Linked DNA regions of Homo sapiens: all the other regions are linked to region 1. The links are chromatin contacts, found by Hi-C in ENCODE. All regions are on one chromosome and are shown on one strand. The core of a region is the stretch at or near the end of the contact, and the rest is flanking DNA. Distances in the headings are between cores, read along the strand shown. Region 1 holds the start of ASB2 (ankyrin repeat and SOCS box containing 2). Region 2 overlaps PPP2R5C (protein phosphatase 2 regulatory subunit B'gamma). Region 3 holds the start of EVL (Enah/Vasp-like).

Evidence for each region. A loop is a pair of places that touch in the nucleus more often than their neighbours do. Pooled maps may share reads with other maps.
Region 2: a loop to region 1 is called in a pooled map, with 10 times the contacts of the local background. The contact joins the enhancer-like site here to the promoter of ASB2 in region 1. A Hi-C loop is called at or near these places in 3 of 37 single-sample maps with no recorded cell type and 3 of 50 pooled maps.
Region 3: a pooled map shows a loop between it and region 1 (13-fold over the local background). The contact joins the promoter of EVL here to the promoter of ASB2 in region 1. A Hi-C loop is called at or near these places in 7 of 37 single-sample maps with no recorded cell type and 10 of 50 pooled maps.

The regions. Positions count from the first base shown.
Region 1 is chr14:93,974,241-93,978,222 of GRCh38, reverse strand. ASB2 (ankyrin repeat and SOCS box containing 2) reads left to right here and starts at 1,653. Exons shown (of 10, transcript NM_001202429.2): 1 at 1,653-1,789. It overlaps LOC107984663 (a long non-coding RNA gene), which reads left to right. Exons shown (of 4, transcript XR_001750861.2): 4 at 1-798. RefSeq lists an enhancer at 2,601-3,172.
Region 2 is chr14:101,874,667-101,878,648 of GRCh38, reverse strand. All of the region lies in intron 4 of PPP2R5C (protein phosphatase 2 regulatory subunit B'gamma), which reads right to left. Among named protein-coding and RNA genes, the nearest start is that of DYNC1H1, 88 kb to the left of the region's middle. RefSeq lists an enhancer at 2,159-2,228 and a silencer at 2,549-2,618. Within about 2 kb of position 1,913, at least 18 of the 41 ENCODE cell types and tissues checked have a DNase peak (open chromatin) inside an H3K27ac peak, as active enhancers do.
Region 3 is chr14:100,063,532-100,067,513 of GRCh38, reverse strand. EVL (Enah/Vasp-like) reads right to left here and starts at 2,092. Exons shown (of 14, transcript NM_016337.3): 1 at 2,003-2,092. The coding sequence starts at 2,013. LOC124903379 (a long non-coding RNA gene) reads left to right here and starts at 3,470. Exons shown (of 2, transcript XR_007064329.1): 1 at 3,470-3,982. RefSeq lists enhancers at 1,219-1,288, 1,349-1,428, 1,809-1,948, 1,999-2,078, 2,129-2,218 and 1 more.

The sequences.
Region 1 (3,982 bases), core at 404-2,903:
GGAAGTCTCAGGACATCATTTCCACTGCATTCTATTGTTAAGTCCATCACTAGGCCACCCCATATTCAAGGGGAGGGAAGGAATAGACACATCTTGGATGGAGTTTGGGGTGTGTATGTGTGTGTGTGTGTGTGCATGTGTGCATGCCCATGAGGCAGAGGGCAACCTAGGAGGGGCCTGGCCTGGCCACAGCCCACCTTCCAGGTCAGATTGGGAAGGGGCAGGTGGTGGGCAGGAAGTAGAGGAACCTGTGTTTTGCCTCCAGCAAGGAGCCCAGGAAAGCAGCCCGGCCTCGGGGAGCCGTCCCACAGAGACGTCTCTCGGGGAACATCCTACTGGGTAGCAGAGTCTCCAAAAAGTAAAAAGAATCTGACAGCCCCTTCTCTGCCCTTCTCCTACACTCCCTCCATAGCACATGGGTCTGGAAGGGGCTGAACTTGAGCTAACTTTGAGGGCCACCCAGCCACAGTGGCCTGGGAAGACTGACCCAGCTGGGGTGATGAGCAATTTGGCAGGTACCAGGGAAGCTGGGGGACTGCCTGGGGACCACTGGTGTCCTTCCCATCTTTAGCACCAGTCAGACCTCCAGAACCTTGACTCAACCCCGTGGCACCTTGTATACTGAGATGTATTTCCTTGTGGAATATTCGAAGTGCGTGTAAAGGCATCCTGAGGTTTCCTGAGTTTGAATCAGTGAGAAATCATGCTGTGGCCATCATAAATCCACATCCTCCAAGGGGAATGGGCCACTGAAACAAAAATGATTCTCCCCTTAGAGGAACAGACCAAGTCATGTTTCTGGACCCCTAACTCTGAGGCATGAGATGTGAACACACGGGTGGGAGAGTAGGTGCCTGGCCATGTCCTGTCACATCCCGGATGCTCAGTGCATGTGGCTGTGTATGTGTTGTCTTTGACATTTGACCTATTCCAGAAATGGGACGTTCTTCCCTAGACCAGGAGGAAGGGCTCTCTTCTGTTGTATATCTCTGCCCAGGGCTTGCCCGCATGCCTCTGTGTTTGTTTGTTGGCTCATTTGTACCCTGGCCCTTTGTATCCCCAGCCCCACCCCACAGTATCCAGCAGCCAGACACCTGCTATCCCCAAATGCTGCCACAAGCTCAGCACCAAACCTTGATTTCTCCAAAGCCCTTTTACGTCAACTCCTTCATCTCCTCTCTCCCCTTCTTCCCTTCTCTTTCACTCCATCCTCTTCCTTCCTGCTGTCTTGCCTTCCCTCCTTTGTTGCCTTTACTTCTCCTCTTCCCCTTTCTTCCTCCTCCCTTGCTCCTCACTCTTTGTCTCCCAACTATGCGTCTCCTCGTCCTCGTTCCCTGCCTCTGTCTCTGACCCACTGCATCTCTCTCCTGTCTGGCTCTCCCCTGGGTAGTTCCAGAAACATACCCATATATGGCCTCCATGTCAAGGATCACAAATGATGACATCACGTGAGGGCCAAAGCTCCGGGATCCTCTCTGAAGTGAGAGTCTGTATTCGATGCACCCGGAGGAACGGAAGGCAGGATTGCAGCTTCCTCAGTGCAACCTCCAAACAGGAAATCTGAGATGTATAACATCTTATAGTTTGGCTTGTCAACGTTGGTCATGCGGTGGCCCCAAAATAAACTCCCTGCTTCAAAGGACAGCGTTTCAGAACTGCCTGGCAGAGCAGCCAGAAGCTTGGGGCCAGGGCAGAAGGAAAACTCGGGGAGCATGTTCTGAATTAAGACACTTTCAAGAAAATCCTTTGTATTACCCCTGAATTGTACCCTTGTTTCAGAGCCTAACAGGTAATGCATGCTTTCAACTTTCTTATACAGATCTTGCAAAAGATTCTTTGGCTGGTGGGGATTTTCGGCTGCAGTACTTACTGGAAACCGCTTGTAGTCAAACTGTGATGTTGCTTTTCCCTCTCTCTCGTATTTTCTTGAGTTATACAGCACGCTGGTGACTTTCGTTTTGGATGCAATGAACAGAGACTCAGCAATTTGCATGTACTTACCCATTCTTCTGGAGGACTCTGGCTCAGAATATCACTCTGCTGTGCACTTCTAAAAATGGAAATGCAAAAGGACTTATCAATGATGCTATTGTTGGGTCTGTAGGTCTTGGGCGGTATCTGTGTCAGACAAGTGACTTTCAGAAATGCTTTCAGGCCAGGCGCACAGATAGAGGTTTTCATGAGTGGGAGTTAATTTAATGTAGCTGTTGCAGAGTGCCTAGGCATGCACGGTATTGTGGGAGACCATAGCAGCCAAGGTGCCATGTGCTCTGCTTTCAACTGTTTGGGGATTAGGAGAGGAAATGGAGGAATGTTATTTATGTGAGATCCAACAAAGCTGTGGAATGCAGGGATGCAAGAATACCATGCATGTGTGTGCACACGCATATGCATGACACATTTAAGGAGGCCATGGCCTTTGAAAGGATGGGTGGGATGCCTCAGGGTGGAAACAGAGACCTCCAGGTGGAGGAGCAGCTTGGGCAAAGGCAGGGAAGTCAAGGGACCTGGGGTGATGATGGAAAGTGAAATGTGGCTCTGGCAAAGGGTTCTGCATGTGAAAAATGGGGGTGAGGCTAGAAGGGGAGGCCAGAGGGAGAGGCACATCCTTCCAGGCCAAGCAAGAAGTTGGAACACTTTCTGAGAGTTTTTGAGCAGAGGACGGCATGCACATAGCCACATGCATTGAGCATCTGGGATATGAAGGGACACAGCCAGGCACCTACACTCCCACCCGTGTGTTCACATCTCAGGCCCCAGAGGTGGAGGCCCAGAAACATGACTTGGTTTCTGGTGCCTCTAGGTGGAGAATCATTTTCATTTCAGTGGCCCATTCCCCTTGGAGGATGTGAGATTTGGCTTCGGTGGCTCTTCGGGAAGCCAGGGGTATGCACTGGAATGAGGAGGCAAGGAGGCTGGTGACTCCTAGGGAGGGCAGGTAAATGAGGAAGGCCTGAAGCAGGGCAGAAGCTGAGCCCCTGCACAGGACAGGAATGCTCTTCTGAAGATAAGCTTGTTTCGTGAGGCGAGGGCTTGAGGGGGCTCAGAGGGACGCAGGCAGAGCCAGCTGGGGCCAGCACCCCCGCCACAGCCCTGACCTCTGCCTGGGCAGAAGCACCATGAGGCAGACAGTGGCAGATGCTCGAGGCACTTCCAAAACAGTTGGACGGGTCCTGACAGCTGGTGGCAGGCCCATGTGCTGCACAGCGTCCCCAAGAAGCTGGCAGCAGCTCCGCTGGGTGCCATGCTGGTTTGCATCATCTGTTCTTGCACAAACAGGCCGGGTCATGAGTGCCTTGTGGTGGCGGGGGTGGGGGACACTGTCTAACCCACGCACGGTGACCTCACAGTGAACAACAACACAGGCCATACCAGCAAGCCTTTGTTGAGCACTGGCCCAAGCTTGTGTGCAGATTTCTCTCACTGACTTCGGTCAAGGCTACCATGAGTTACAGGTGATCGTTACTCCCATTTTCAGGTCTGGAAACAGGTTATGAGAGCTTAAAAGTCTTGCTTAAGGCTGGACGGCTGCAAGTGTTGGAGTCAGGAATCTGACCTTTTGGTCTGCAAGGTCCACATTCAAAGCCACAGCGTCCTGTGGCCTCTCAAGGTACTGTGGCAGTGGTAAACAGGACCATCGTGCACCCAGGGGAAATGTCTCTGGCACACTCAAGGCATCATAAGGTGCCCGTATATTGTGGACAGGCTAGATCCAAAGAGCCTTCCCAAAGGAGGCACAAAAATATCTCTGGGCCTGCCCAGTGTCCTTCCATTTCTGCGCTGCAGAGGATCAGGCTGCCCACAGGAGCCAGCTGTCACAGGAGTGGCTTGTGTCTGTGGTTCTCTTTCCTTAGCACCATTGTTTGGAATAATTAACGCCCAGGAATATAAATGAAGTTATTAAGAGCTTTGTGGTTGGGAGGAATGTTTTTGGGGAGGTGGTGCTGAAATAAAGGTAAATTGAAATTCCTAAACTATCTGT
Region 2 (3,982 bases), core at 664-3,163, 7.9 Mb before region 1:
TGCCTGTCCACGGAGTCCAGACCTGCCCGCTGGACTCACCCACTGCAGAAGGCAAGTCCTTGAGATCTCAATCTCTGTCTCTCCTGCTGTTTCTCTGCACAGCCCTGACTGAGGCACCCAGTCAGCTGAGATTCCTAAGTAAACTGGTGGTTTCTACTAGCAGGAAAGCTAGTGATTAGGGTTTCCAGTTGAAGCTCTCCCGCACAGTGACAGTCAGCCCAGCAGCTAGGCCCCGTCTCAAACACCTGCACACTCACTGAATCCTTGATGCTGAGCTGAGGGCCTGCAAGGTGACTCAGATGGCTTGCTCTGAACACAATGTCCTCTTTTCAGTGTCTGTCATGGACTCAATGCTTGTGGCCTCCCTTCCTCACATTCATGTTAAAGACCTAAACCCTGGTGTGGCTGGATTTGGAGATGGGTCCTCAGAGAAAATAATGAAGGGTGAATGAAGTCATAAGTGGGGCCTTGGCCCTCCAGGATTAGTGTCTTTGTAAGGAGGGATGGTAGAAGGCTCACACTCGCCTTCTCTGCACTTGCTCGGAGCAAAGGCCATGGGAGGGCACAGTGGCCGTCTGCAAGCCAGAAAAGGCCCTCAGCAGGGAACAAACCCTGCTACACCCTTGAGTTTAGACTTTCCAGCCTCTAGAATGGAGAGAAGACACATTTCTGTGGTTTAAGCCACCAGCCTGTGGTATTTTCTTACGGCAGCCTGAGCAGACTGATACAGCGTCCTTGACTGATGACCGACCTAGGTCCGGGAAGGTTCATTCCAGGCCAATTCTGATTGATTGAAAGTCATTTCTCATGTGTAAGGAAAAAAACTTGCACTCCTAACTTCTACACACCTTTCTTACCACATTACATTGCATTAATTTAGTGCATATCTCTAGAAAAGGTTAAGTAAAAAGTAATACTGGGGCGGGGGGAAGGAACAGAGGGCCAACGGTCTATCACCTCAAATTCTTCTTGGGTTTCTGACCTAGCAACATTTCTTAACACAAAAGCTGCAGGGGCGAATCAGGGGCAGGAGCCCCAGGTACAGAAACCTGGGGTGCTGATGTCTGTGTGCAAATGTCACTGCCATGCTACCTGGATGCATGGATCCGGTCTGAGGAAACAGAGAAGACATCAACGTTATGCAGTGAACACCAAAGAAGCTCTGAGGTCTAAGGAGTCCCGGGTCTTCTGGGCAGCACACAGGGTCACTGTGATCTCTCAAATGAGACCTACGGATCCAGCGCACACCCAGAGGCACAGACGCAGAATCACGCTGCCCAACAAAGGCAGCACAGCCTCATGGAAACAGTCTCTCTACACCCTCTTCCCACCTAGAAGAAGGACCTCAGACCAAACAGCCTGCCTGAGCCTCAATTTTCTCCTCCATTGGAAAGGGTAAAGGCCAGGCGCGGTGACTCATGCCTGTAATCCCAGCACTTTGGGAGGCCGAGGCGGGTGGATCACTTGAGGTCAAGAGTTCAAGAGCAGCCTAGCCAACATGGTGAAACCCCATCTCCACTAAAAATACAAAACTTAGCTGGGTGTGGTGGTGGGTGCCTGTAATCCCAGCTACTCGGGAGGCTGAGGCAGGAGAATCACTTGAATCTGGGAGGTGGAAGTTGCAGTGAACCGAGATTGCACCACTGCACTCCAGCCTGGGCAATAGAGTGAGACTCCATCTCAAAAAAAAAAAAAAAAAAAAAAAAAAGCGTAAATCCTTTTTTTATTTTTTGCATTGGGCTGTGGTGAGAATCACAGAAAACACATGCAACAGCACTTACTAAATGGGAAAACATTATGCACGAACAGTTAGCATTACACAGCACTTCCCAAACGTTTCTGACTGTTTGACCTCCACATGAAAATAATGGCACGCACGTGAGTGCATACGTATGTCTGCATGTGATTCACACGGCCCCATCTGTGCCAGGACCGTCTCTGGTTAATATCAGGAAGCACCTGCTTCTGCTGCCTCCCTGACACTTCCACTTTCAGTACTTACATCAGTCCTGCAGATGTTCTCCAAATTGCTAAATTTATTAAATTAGATGTAAACTAGAATGGCCCAAGAAGCAACTTTACGGAAAATTCTTACAATTCAGCAATATCATGCAGCCTTTCTGTATGTGTTATCATTCATTACCAATGAGTGAATATTTATGCCGTAACATAACTGCAGCAGTGTAACATATAAAAATTTTAAGACATGAAGGGATACATTAAAAAAAAAAACCGCTGACAGTCTAACTTTAGAGGCAACAGGAAAGAAAGGTTTGATTATTTACAGTTCTCTGTTCAAAACCACAAGGGTTATTCTGTTATTTATTCTCTGTTTTATTCATGTCAACAGGATTTATAACAGATGAATCCATCAAAGGCCAAATTACAGTTACTGCAGAACACTTCCTCCTGTGATGGAACTGTTAGGTTCTACGAGTCATATTGCTAAGAGATACATTTCTGGGAAGGGCAGAAAGTGTTAAGCCCCTTCGCAATATATATATATTTAAGTACAAAATTGTCATTTGTTTGCAAATGATATAGCTGGAAAACAGAAGCAACAGACAGACCATCACAACTAGACTACCACATGCAAATATCAAAAATATGAAACCAACAGCAACCACCTTTCCACTAACAATTAAGCAAATACAAAAAAGAAACAGAGACGAAGACTCCAGCTACCCAGACACAAAAACTACAAAGTGCCTGGGAATTACTGACCTAGTTACAAGGCCTTGATGGAGAAAGCAGAAAACTCTAATAAAAGGCACTGAAGAATGCCCGAAAAAACGGAGGAACCTTTGATGTGGAATGAGATCATATTACAAAGATGGAACTTCGCAGAGCAATGTATAAAGCAGACACAATCTTAAACTGAATTTTTGATGAACTCAATGAACTTAACCTAAAATTTAGGTAGAATAGTAAAAATCGTAGTAGCAGTCTTAAAGGGAGATACTACCCCTTTCCCCATTTGTAAAGTGAGTTTGAATCTGCTTTCATGGCACCAGAACTCAGCTATCATCTAGAGAACATAAATGCACAGCAATCCCAGCACCTACCACTGTGCCTGGCACCTAGGAGGTCCTCAAACACTTGCTGAGAGTAAATGGATCCTGGGAAAAGCACGCATCAGTCACCTTATTAACTGCAACACCAATTAATTACCTGGAAACTGTGAAAAATGTCTCATTAAACCTTTACGTCTCAGCTGCAAAATAATTACAGTCCTAATTGGGCCCCTAATTTTAAGCTCTTCTATGATGCTGTACATTTTCTTTGGAATATTTATCTCAAGTATGACTGGGTGGCCGGGAAGTCCTTGGTTTAATATCTTCCTGCTGGCCCTGGCACACAATGAGTGCTCGGCAGTGAAGAGAGGTAAGGGAGAGCAGAGCCTTCTTCCCACAAATCTACCTCGCGCTTCCTCCACAGCAAGAGCTGCTTTCAAAGAATCGATTTCACCTCCAAATAGATGCCATGATGTGACAGTCAAGAAAAGAACCACAACATTGAAAATTCTTACTTTGAATAACTTGCTATTTTTACAATCTATTCAAATATGTTCCTAAATAGCAGTTAAAGATATGGAAATAAAAACTTACGGGCTAGGCGCGGTGGCTCACCCCTGTAATCCCAGCACTTTGGGAGGCTGAGGCGGGCAGGTCACCTGAGGTTAGGAGCTCAAGACCAGCCTGGCCAACATGGCAAAACCCTGTCTCTACTAAAAATACAAAAATTAGCCAAGTATGGTGGCACAGGCCTGTAATCCCAGCTACTCTGGAGGCTGGGGCAGGAGAATCGCTTGAACTTGGGAGGTGGAGGTTGCAGTGAGCTGAGATCGTGCCACTGCACTCCAGCCTGGGCGACAGAGCAAGACTCTGTCTCAAATTAAAAAAAAAACAAACAACTTACAAACCTTTGTAGAATACTTAATAAAGGAAATTTAGTCTAAACTTTTCAAACAATGAATATTTTA
Region 3 (3,982 bases), core at 843-3,342, 6.1 Mb before region 1:
CTCATCTCTAAAAAATACAAAAACAAAAACGCCCCACAACACTACCTTCAGGATTATTGCGATAACTAAATAACGTCAGTGAAAGCATTCTGTACGTTGTCATGCACTCAAGAGAATTCCCAGCTCCTAATCCAGTCAGGGCTTGGAAACTGTTTCTTGATTGGTGGGTAGCCAGAGCTAGAGCTGGTAAGATATATTTTCACATTTAAAAGGTCCTTTGTATCCCCACCACAGGCGCCACGGTATCCCCATGTGTCAGTCAGCATGAGGAAAAACGAAAAGTTCACAGCTCCTATGGCTGCTGACCTTGCAGCTCCACGAACGCTGCTTCCACCAGGACTGTCACTATGGTGCCAGGCCAGGGACCTGTGGCAGAGTGCAAGCAGCCTTGTACGGGGGAGGGACGCACCAGAAAACCTGGGCTTTTGCTTTGGTTCAGCCACTACTCCGCTCCCCGTACACAAATTCTGCTCCACACTGGGCCTCAATTTCCTGATCTGCGCACTCAAGAGCTGGGCTAGATTAGTGTAATCTTCAGACTTGAAAGTCATCACCACCACCAACAATGACTGTTTTTTCTCAATGAATTATCAAGGAATACATAGAAAACATAAAAGCAGAGTTATTTTGGCTGAAGTGGAGAATAAGGTGCCCAAAACATCTTATCTACTGTAGATCACCTCCAAGGTCTTTTCAAGATGGAAATTTCTAGGATTTCTACGATTTTAAAATTGAAAAAGAAATTGCTGTGCCTCATTTACTTTTGATATAATTTTCTGCAATTAGTAATTGACACGGTAGAATAAGCTGCTAGAAGTTTTCACAATGTAATTTACAACTGAAAATGACTTTGGAAGTTGATATGCCTTTGAAATGAAAAGCATTCTGTTTTCTAAAGCTCCACTCACGAGTCCTCTAAAGTTAAAGGAAAGTTACTAAAATGACAGGATCAGAAATAAAGCCAACTGGAAAATAAGCAGCCCTGGACAAGTTCTACCTATCACCACGTCAATTTTAACAACTCACTGCAAGCTGCTTCTGTGCCTGTGTAGCGTGCTGCGAAAACCACCGGATGAGGCCAACCTCGTTAAACCCTGGTTCCATTCCTTCCCCAACCTGCCATGTGACCTTGGACAAACCCCACAACTTTTCAGAGGTTTTCTCAGCTACGAAACAGGAGTGATGACAGCGTTCTCATCAATCTAACACGGCTAAAAGATTCAAATAAGAAAACTGGCGAAATGGCACTTTGGAAATTGTGAAATAATTTTCAAAGTGAGGGATTGTTACTTTATGCTAAAAAACAAAGCTGTCATGAGTCAATCAAACAAATGCCCCAAACCCCACAGGATAAAAGTCTGTCTGTCCTATCATCTATAATCTTTCAGAGTTGTAGGGCAGGGGAGAGGCAGGTCCAAAATGTAATCTCACCTTTAGAGAGAACAATCTCAATGAGGAGTGCGGTTTGTAGACTGGCTGGTATTCACACATGTGCTCAACAGCAATAGCCTAAGTCCACAAGTCTCTCAAGTGGAGGGTCAGGACTCTTGCTATTAAGTTCATGAAGTTCCTATCATAAAAAGAACCCTCTCTGCCTATATTTAGAAAAAACAACCAGTCTCGGGTCATTCTAGAGAGAAGGGCCAGGACTCACCAAATGTACCTCTGAGCTAAACAACAATTCCCCTAGATGGCTCAGACCCTCCTCCCTATAATGAGAGGCAGGTGCTAATTTCTAAGTAAGTCCTTGACTCAGAAGCCATTAAAGGTCACAGGCATCAAGAGACACAGGCCTGTGTAATGGAAAGACCAGCGGCTAGAGAGGGAGCAGACTGTCACTAACCTGCTGTGTAACCTCATGTAAGCCCCCTGCCCTCTGGTCATGGACTTCTCGATCAGTATACTAAGGGGACCTGAGATAATTTCTACAGCCCATTCACCGTTAAGATTCTAGGTTTCCTCTTGACATCCCTCTGTCCCCTGCACTGGTTCCAATACTCACCTTGTGGCCATGGCTGAAAAGTGGCAGCACAGGGAACCCTGAGGAGGCGAGTCCTGTACTCCCACCAGCCTATGTTGATCAGAGGACCACAGACCCTCTGAAGACAGCAACTTGATTTTTATAGCCTACTTAAAACCAAACAGGAAAAGGAAGCTGAACCAGAGACAAAGGGGAAACAAACCCAAGTGAAAAACTGAAACCTAGGTAGAAAATAGAGAAACAAGAAGCTAACACTGCAGAGCCCCACCAGCGTGGGCGGCTGAGAGGCACTGCACAGGCCCAACCCCCCACAGCTGGCAACCTCAAGCCTCTAAGTGCTTCCTGCAAGGGTGCAAGGGTGGGTGAAGCCTGCTGGAGGTAGGGGCCAGGTCATGGTGCTGGCCCCCCACTAACTAGCTCTATAGTCTAAGTCAATGCCACTTAAGATGTCTGAGCTTCAGTTTTCCATCTGTTATAGAAAGTGCAGGCTCAGCACAGATGACTTCCTATAGGCCTTAAGAAAAGGCTACAAGAACTCGGAAGAGTCCCCACTGACTCTCCAGAGAATAGAAGACTAGATGATAAAGGCTATAAGCTGATCAAGTCTTTTTTTCTTTTTTGAGACAGAGTTTCACACTCCTGTCACCCAGGCTGGAGTGCAATGGCACGATCTTGGCTCACCGCCACCACAGCTTCCTGGGTTCAAGCGATTCTCCTGCCTCAGCCTCCTGAGTAGCTGGGATTATAGGCATGTGCCACCATGCCCAGCTAATTTTGTATTTTTAGTAGAGACGGGGTTTCTCCATGTTGGTCAGGCTGGTCACGAACTCCCGACCTCAGGTGATCCGCCTGCCTTGGCCTCCCAAAGTGCTGAGATTACAGGCGTGAGCCACCGCGCCAGGCCACTGATCAAGTCTTCATATTTGACTCTGGAACAAAATTTGTACTTCTACCGAGGAGACAACTCTCTCTAATGATGACATTTAAGTCAGCAATTTAGAGCCTGAAAGGAAAACACTTGAGGAATACTGGAAACTTGGCTTTGTCACTTGTTTATTAAGTGGGTGGCCTCAACTGTAAAATGGGGTTATACTTATTTTGCCTATCTCCACAGGGTTCTCATGAAGGTAAGATCCAGTCCAATCTTTCTTTCAAAATCTACTGAGAACTCACTAAGAAGCATGCACTGTGTTAGAAATCACAGACAAAAAATTGAGAACGACTGTACTTGTCCTTAAAGGACTTTTATGGTTTAGAAAAGAAGAGGTTGATAATGTTAGCAAATATTTAATAGATCCATTAAAATATTATTGATATAGTGAAAAACAGCTGTACAGAGTACAGTACAAAAGAAGTATCAGTTCTAATTGGAGAGATGAATGCACTTTGAATGCTAAAAATGCATTTTAAAAGGCTTTTAATGATATACATTTCCCTTTAAGCACTGTTTTAGTTGCAAACCACAGTTTGGATGTATTGCAGTTTTCTTTTTTCTTTTGGTTCAAAATATTTTTAATTTTCTCTAGTGATTTCTTCTTTTATCCATGGATTATTGATAAGTGCTTCGTTAAATTTTGAAATATTTGGTGTTTTCCTATATCTGTTGCTACCTATTTCCAATTTAATTCTACTGGGGCCAGAGAACATATTTGGTGTGACTTCTTCCTTTGTTTTTCCTGGTATGATCTCAATCCTTTCACATTTATCAAAATGTGCGTTATGGCCCAGCATGCAGTCTACCTTGGCGGATGTAGCATATGCACAAGGAAAGAATGTGTATTCTGAAACTGGTCGGGTGCAGTGTTCTAGAATGTCAATTAGGTCATGGTGGTTAATAGTATTGTTCAGAACGTCTACGTCCTTGTTACTTTTTGTTGCTGTTGTTTGTTTTTGTCTAATTATTCTATCAACTGCTGAGGGAAAGGTCCTGAAATCTTCAACTGTGACTGTGGATTTCCCTCTTTAATTCTGTCACTATTTCTTGAAGCTCTTGTTAGGTAC